Regions from separate parts of the Homo sapiens genome. Here region 1 is linked to region 2. A link is a contact called in ENCODE Hi-C or POLR2A ChIA-PET data. All regions are on one chromosome and are shown on one strand. Each heading gives the region's core, a stretch centred on a gene start or an enhancer-like site at or near the end of the contact. The rest is flanking DNA. Distances are from core to core; before and after follow the strand shown.

Region 1 (3,490 bases), core at 210-2,709, 880 kb before region 2:
ACACAATAGTGTAGTTTTTGGATGGGTGCAGTGGCCCATGCCTGTAATCCCAGCACTTTGGGAGGCCGAGGCGGGCGGATCACCTGAGGTCAGGAGTTCGAGACCAGCCTGGCCAACATGGCAAAACCCCGTCTCTACTAAAAATACAAAAATTAGCCAGGTGTGGTGATGTACACCTGTAATCCCAGCTACTCGGGAGGCTGAGGCACGAGAATCACTTGAACCCGGAGGTGGAGATTGGAGTGAGCTGAGATTGCGCCACTGCACTCCAGCCTGGGCAACAGAGCAGGACTCTGTCTCAAAAACAAACAAACAAACAAACAAAACCAAAGTGTAGTTTTCCTCATTGCAGTGAGTCAATAAATTTGAATTTGTTGGACTGTAGATTTGTCCCCGGTCATCTTAGGCTATTTGGGCTAGGACAGTATCCATTATATGAATGAAGCAATCTCCTAGGCCGGGCACCGTGGCTCACGGCTGTAATCCCATCACTTTGGGAGGCTGAAGTGGGTGGATCACTTGAGGTCAGGAGTTCGAGACCAGCCTGGCTAACATGGTGAAACCCTGTTTCTATTAAAAATACAAAAAATTAGCCGGGCGTGGTGGTGGGCACCTATAATCCCAGCTACTTGGGAGACTGAGGCAGGAGAATTGCTTGAACCCGGGAGGTGGAGGTTGCAGTGAGCCGAGATCGCGCCACTTCACTGCAGCTTGGGCGAAAGAGTGAAACTCCATCTCAAAAAAATGAAAACAAAAGCAAAAAACAATCTCCTAGGCATCTAGAGGGGAACTAGGGATGGACCGTCCCTGGGAGAATTAAGAAAACTCACTGCAGTCATCACCTGCCCCTCGGGGGTCCAGGTGGGGAGCCCTGGTGGCTACGTGGCAGTGCTGGTGTGTGCCGGCCTTCCAGCCAGGCTGTGGGTTATATTTGCATCAGTCCATGGCCCAGCTCAAATGCCTCCTTCCCCAGGAAGACCTTACGAATTCCTCCGAGTTGGAATTCATATTTCTCCACTGCTGTTCTCTGCAGCTCCCTCACAGAAGCACCCCTTCGACCTTGTATTTAAATTCCTCGGGGATCTACTGCTGACCCTGCCTGTCCGGCTTGTGAGGAAGACAGGGACCAAGTGGACTTTATTTCTTTAGCTCCTGGCAGGGTGTCTGACAGGCAGAAAAATTAGTGAATGTTTGCTGAATTGCTGTGAGGAAACCACGTTTTTGTTTTGTTTTGTTTGGCTCTTTAAGAGAATGTCATCTGCTCTTTTAACAGCCTCCCTCTCCAAACATTCAGTGTGATGACCCTCAGCCGGTTGCTTCTGTCCTGATCATGAACTGCAGGATTGGTCACCCCGTCCTCAAGAGGTCATCTGTGAGTCGGTTTGGACTGATTCGCTCTTCTCACCACCCTGCAGTTGGCGTCTTCTGCATCTTGGTCTCATCTCAATCTCTCGGTTCCAGCTTTGCGCTTCGCTTGACTGCAGTGTGTCCCCAGCAGTGCTTACAGTGGCTAAGCTGGCTCTGAAAGTAGGGGGTGATGGGGACGAGAGCTTTCCAGTACACAGCCCTAGGTGAACTGCCTGCTCACCTCCGTGAAGCAGAGTGAAGTTGTGGGTAGTATGGAGGGCGTGTCAGACAAAAAGTTTTTTTGTTTGTTTGTTTTTGAGATGGAGTTTCATTCTGTCACCCAGGCTGGAGTGCAGTGGCACAGTCTCAGCTCACTGCAACCTCCGCCTCCCGGGTTCAAGTGATTCTCCTTCCTCAGCCTCCTGAGTAGCTGGGATTACAGGCGTGCAGCACTACACCCGGCTAATTTTTAAAATATTTTTGGTAGAGATGGGGTTTCACCATGTTGGCCAGGCTGGTCTCAAACTCCTGTCCTCAAGTGATCCACCTGCCTCGACCTCCCAAAGTGCTGGGATGACAGGCATGAGCCACCATGCCCGGCCAAGACGAAAAGTTATTAACCCTGATCTGTCCCTTGTCATCTCTGTGCTGTGGGAAATCTCTGAAGTGGCTTCTTCACCTGTAAAAGGGGAATGAGGCCGCCTGCCTTGCTTACTCCATATTTGTATTTGAGGCTTAACTGAAATAACGGGGCCAGGCGCGGTGGCTCATGCCTGTAATCCCAGCACTTTGGGAGACCGAGGTGGGTGGATCATTTGAGGTCAGGAGTTCGAGACCAGCCTGGCCAACATGGTGAAACCCCGTCTCTACTAAGAATACAAAAATTAGCTGGGCGTGGTGGTGCGTGCCTGTAATCCCAGCTACTTGGGAGGCTGAGGCAGGAGAATTGCTTGAACCTGGGAGGCAGAGGTTGCAGTGAGCTGAGATCACACCATTGCACTCCATCCTGGGTGACAGAGCGAGACTCCCTCTCAAAAAAAAAAAAAAAAAAAAAAAAGGAAGGGAAAGGAAACATGCTGTGTTAGAAAAATGTGAGGAATGTGAAAATCTGAGGAATCGTCTCCTAGGTCTGTTCCACGAGTAGCTAGCGGTCTGAATTGTGAGTGGCATAGAGAGAATCAACTGACCATTTTTCCCCCTTTAAAATAGGCTCATGTTTCAGTCGTTTGGCAGCTAGAGGAGAATGCCTTTCCAAACAGGACAGCAGACATCACTGTGACTGTCACCAAGTAAGTACTGCCTGGGTCACAGCAGAGTCAGGCTATGACCCCGGAAGACATCTCCCTGCCACATGCACGCTGTGAGAGGAACGGCCCCCTTACAGCCCAGGGAGAAAGGAAACCCCAGTGAGCCCACAGAAGGCATCTGTTTCCCTGCAGGGACTCGACTTTCTCTTCTTGTTACCAGAGATAATGAAAATGTTCTTTTGTTCACACACAAAGTAAAACTGTGGTACAGCCTGGTGGAATGAGCCCTGGAGTTCTGGTTCTCGTTCACTCAGCTTTGGAATAGCTTGGGATAGCTATGTTACCTGCAAGACCTCTGTGTTGGGGGGTAAGGTGGGGAACGCTGCTGGGAAGAGTTCTCAAAGGGAGGTGATTCTGCCCACCAGAGGCTGTGCCTGTTTTGATTGCCATGACTTGGGGAGGGGGGTGTTCAGTAGGACATCTGGTGGGTAGAGGCCAGGAATACTGCCAAACATCACGCAGAGCAGTACAGGACAGCCCCCACAACCAAGAACTAACTGGCCCAAAACGTCAATAGTGTGGAGGCTGAGAAGCCCTTTTAAAATCAGTATTCTTCTAAGTGTGGTCTTCTAGAGACAATTCTGAACTCCAATTGCTTATCTCTGAAAGCCTTTTATTTATTTATTTATTTTTTGAGACAGAGTCTCGCTCTGTCGCCCAGGCTGGAGTGCTGTGGCGTGATCTCGGCTCACTGCAACCTCTGCCTCCAGGTTCAAGCAGTTCTCTGCCTCAGCCTCCCGAGTAGCTGGGATTACAGGCGCCCGCCACCACGCCCAGCTAATTTTTGTAGTTTTAGTAGAGATGGGGTTTCACCATCTTGGCCAAGCTGGTCTTGA
Region 2 (3,473 bases), core at 830-3,329:
GTGGCGGGTGCCTGTAATCCCAGCTACTCGGGAGGCTGAGGCAGGGGAATGGCATGAACCCGGGAGGCAGAGGTTGCAGTGAACCGAGATCACACCACTGCACTCCAGCCTGGGCAACAGAGCGAGACTCCATCTCAAAAAAAAAAAAAAAAAAAGCAGGCAGTGTTAGGTGTTAGTGACACACCTGCGCCAAACCAAGGCACTGTTCTTGAAGAAATCACAGTTCGAAAGAGAACGGACAGGGAAGAATTTTCACATTACTCTGCTCCAAGGCCACATTCATGAGGCACTTTGGGGTGGGCTGAGAAAGCTGGATACATGCAGACCGCAGGAAATGAGGACGGCAGAAGTCTCTGACGGCAGAGAAGGGGTCTTCCTGCAGGTCTCACCTCACCCAACTTATGCCCCACGGCGTCCCAGCTCTCAGGACCTCCATGGCCTGTTCCAGCCTCCAAAGCTCACAGTCCCAGAGAACAAAGTGCCCGGCAGCTGCCAGCCCAGGTCTCTCTTCCAGTCCAGGGGAACTCCAAAGGCTGAGGGGGCCTGGGTGGGAATCAGGCCTGGGGCGGGAGACAGCGAAGTTAATCATGAACAGAGCGCAGACAGCTGCACAGCCCGTTCCTGAGGGGCCAGTGGGTTGAGGCAGACAGACACGCATGCCTGGCCCTGAAGAAAAGGGCCTTCTGTGCCTGGGAACCGGCTCCAGGAGACATATCCATGAGAAAGCGGGAATCAGCCCCAATCCCCGTGCCCCTCGTCAGAGAGCCAGCCTGCAGCAGACGCCACCTCGTCGCCCCACCCAGCCACCAACTCCCAGCGCCCCACTGCTGGGCAGAATGACTGCCACCGTTCTGGGCTGGGATTGGGGGTGGGTGGGGGCGAGGGGGGCCATGGAGCAAGGAGGGTGGGGCCTTTGATGAAAACCAGATGTCTTCAAACGCCTTGCCCCTCCCCTCCACGGGCAGGGTCCCAGCTATTCCATGGACCACACAACCTTTGGGACAACGCAAGGGTTATAAACAGAGCCTTGGACAGGACGGTCCAGCACCCCCGCTCTCTTCTGCCTTTGAGGGTACACACATACACACACCTGCTCTGGGATATCACTCTGAAGCCCGCTCGCACACAGCTGAACGCTCACACCTGTGCTAAGACACCTCCACTCTTGGCAGGTACATCAGCGCCCCCTGCTGGGCCACAGCACAGTTGCGTCTCTGGGATGCCCCCTTAGGAGGAAGACAGAGGAGGGGGAAGAGGGAGGCAGGAAGGCGTCGGGGGAAGGGAAAGATTGAAGTCATCTGAGGTCGGGAAGCAGTTTCTATTTTTGAAAAGTGAGAGCTGGGCCGGGTGCGGTGGCTCACGCCTGTAATCCCAACACTTTGGAAGGCCGTGGCAGGCGAATCACTTGAGGCCAGGAGTTCGAGACCAGCCTGGCCAACATGGTGAAACCCCGTCTCTACTAAAAATACGAAAATCATCCAGGCGTGGTGGCGGGCGCTTGGAATACCAGTTACTCGGGAGGCTGAGGAAGGAGAATTGCTGGAGCCCAGAGGCGGAGGTTGTAGTGAGCTGAGATCGTGCCACTGCACTCCAGCCTGGGGAACAGAGCAAGACTCTATCTCATAAATAAATAACTAATTAAAAAAAAAAAAAGAAGGAAAAGAGAGAGATGCAGGAAAACTCTCTGCCAACATACTGACTCTCCTCCCAGCTTCTAAAATCCCCTCACAGAACCCATGACCAGCCCCCAAGAGGTCCATCCCACCACAATAGGGTCGTTCCGTGATAAACGCAGGCCAGGACTCGGAGGCCTCAAAGACAAGCCTGGGAAACCTCAGCTCAGCCCAACTTTCCTGGGGCCACAGACGTCATATTAAGCAGAGGATCTAAACTGGCTCAGGTTTTGGAAACGGATCTCTGTGACTTGTGTGGCATTTCCAAGCTCCAAGGAAAGGAAACCACGCTGAGGAAACCCACAGATCCCACTCAGTGGCGGGCACCCTGCGCTCTGGTACCCAGAGCCATGAAGGTGGGGCCTGCAGTACGTGATGTCAATCAGAACCCTGCCGACTTCCTGTTCAGGGATTATGGAGAGTGGGTAGAGGGAGGAATAAAGAAGTTCTTCATATATCACTTGGGTTACTGAAGTTATTTAAAATACTTCCTTTTTTGAAGTTCATTTATGGATTTTTGAATTTTTGCTAAGCTGCATGACTACAGTAATTTTTCCCACAGTGAAAAAATTCAAAAGGATCCTTCTGTGTGTGAAATTTCTGACGAACAGGAAGAGGTGTTATTTTGCATAGAGGCCGCCCAGGAGTCAGTACAGAGAATCAGGAGCGGATGAGGCTGAGGGCTGGGTGGCCTACAGCACAGTCCCTCTCCAACCCAAGGTCCCCCGGCCCCCGCCTCACTGATTACCAAACCTCCCCAGCTGCTGCTACTCCTGAAGCCACTTCCACCTCTTCCAGAGTTTCTGAGGCTGAGTGGAAAAGCCGGGAGGGAAGCTGTCTTTCCATAATATTAGCAACATTGCTTAGCAACATCTTTCAAAGCGAGAACCAGCAGACTCTCCAAAACCCTATTCTGTTTGGCTCTACAGAGAACAGAGTGGTTTCTTATACATGTATTATTTATATACTATTTTATATATCCAGTAACGCCTTCTGTGCCTGGCTTCTCTGGGAGATGACGAATTACAACTATGTGAGATTTCCAGGCGACTAGGGCTTTGGGTAGCAAGACTTTTTGTTTGCTTCCTTGCTTGCTGTTAGTTACTGTAATGACCCTAGCTAGAGATTTCTCTCAAACGCCTCCAAATGCTGTTGTCCTTTAAAGACAGGTTTGATGCCGGGCGCGGTGGCTCACACCTGCAATCCCAGCACTTTGGGAGGCTGAGGCGGGTGGATCACGAGGTCAGGAGTTCGAGACCAGTCTGGCCAACATGGTGAAACCCCGTCTCTACTCAAAATACAAAAATTAGCCAGGCAACGTGGCGGGCGCCTGTAATCCCAGCTACTCGGGAGGCTGAGGCAGGAGAATCGCGTGAACCAGGGAGGTGGAGGTTGCAGTGAGCCGAGATCGCGCCACTGCACTCCAACCTGGGCGACAGAGCAAGACTCCGTCTCAAAAATAAACAGATAAAAATAAAGGCAGGTTTGATGGAATCTTTTTGTGGTGACTCAAATCCATTATTATCAACACTACCATTATTATCAACTACTATTGTGAGCTAAAATGCAGTTAGGAATTGACAGGCCATTGAGAGGAGATGCCCACTTGTCCCTAGGCTTAATGGCCCCAAACAGCTGTGGTGCAAAGACACTACAGTGAGGGAATAAAAATACATATGCTGCAGTCAGACGAACCTGGGTTAGAATCCTACCCCCAGCTTTTACTATGCATGCGGCCTTGGACTAGGAATTCACCCCCTCTGTGCCTCAGTGTCTTCATCTGTAAAATGGGAATAACAA

The links. A loop is a pair of places that touch in the nucleus more often than their neighbours do. ChIA-PET counts read pairs that join two places held with the same protein, here RNA polymerase II (POLR2A). Pooled maps may share reads with other maps.
Region 1: a loop to region 2 is called in a pooled map, with 4 times the contacts of the local background. The contact joins two enhancer-like sites. A Hi-C loop is called at or near these places in 1 of 50 pooled maps. POLR2A ChIA-PET finds 5 or more read pairs at or near these places in 2 of 52 experiments (A549 and activated B cell).

What each region holds. Positions count from the first base shown.
Region 1 is chr17:3,730,250-3,733,739 of GRCh38, reverse strand. It overlaps ITGAE (integrin subunit alpha E), which reads left to right. Exons shown (of 31, transcript NM_002208.5): 22 at 1,274-1,372; 23 at 2,557-2,636. Among named protein-coding and RNA genes, the nearest start is that of HASPIN, 8.1 kb to the right of the region's middle. Within about 2 kb of position 1,459, at least 2 of the 41 ENCODE cell types and tissues checked have a DNase peak (open chromatin) inside an H3K27ac peak, as active enhancers do.
Region 2 is chr17:2,846,682-2,850,154 of GRCh38, reverse strand. All of the region lies in intron 2 of RAP1GAP2 (RAP1 GTPase activating protein 2), which reads right to left. Among named protein-coding and RNA genes, the nearest start is that of RAP1GAP2, 52 kb to the right of the region's middle. RefSeq lists enhancers at 48-638, 1,821-2,412. Within about 2 kb of position 2,079, at least 3 of the 41 ENCODE cell types and tissues checked have a DNase peak (open chromatin) inside an H3K27ac peak, as active enhancers do.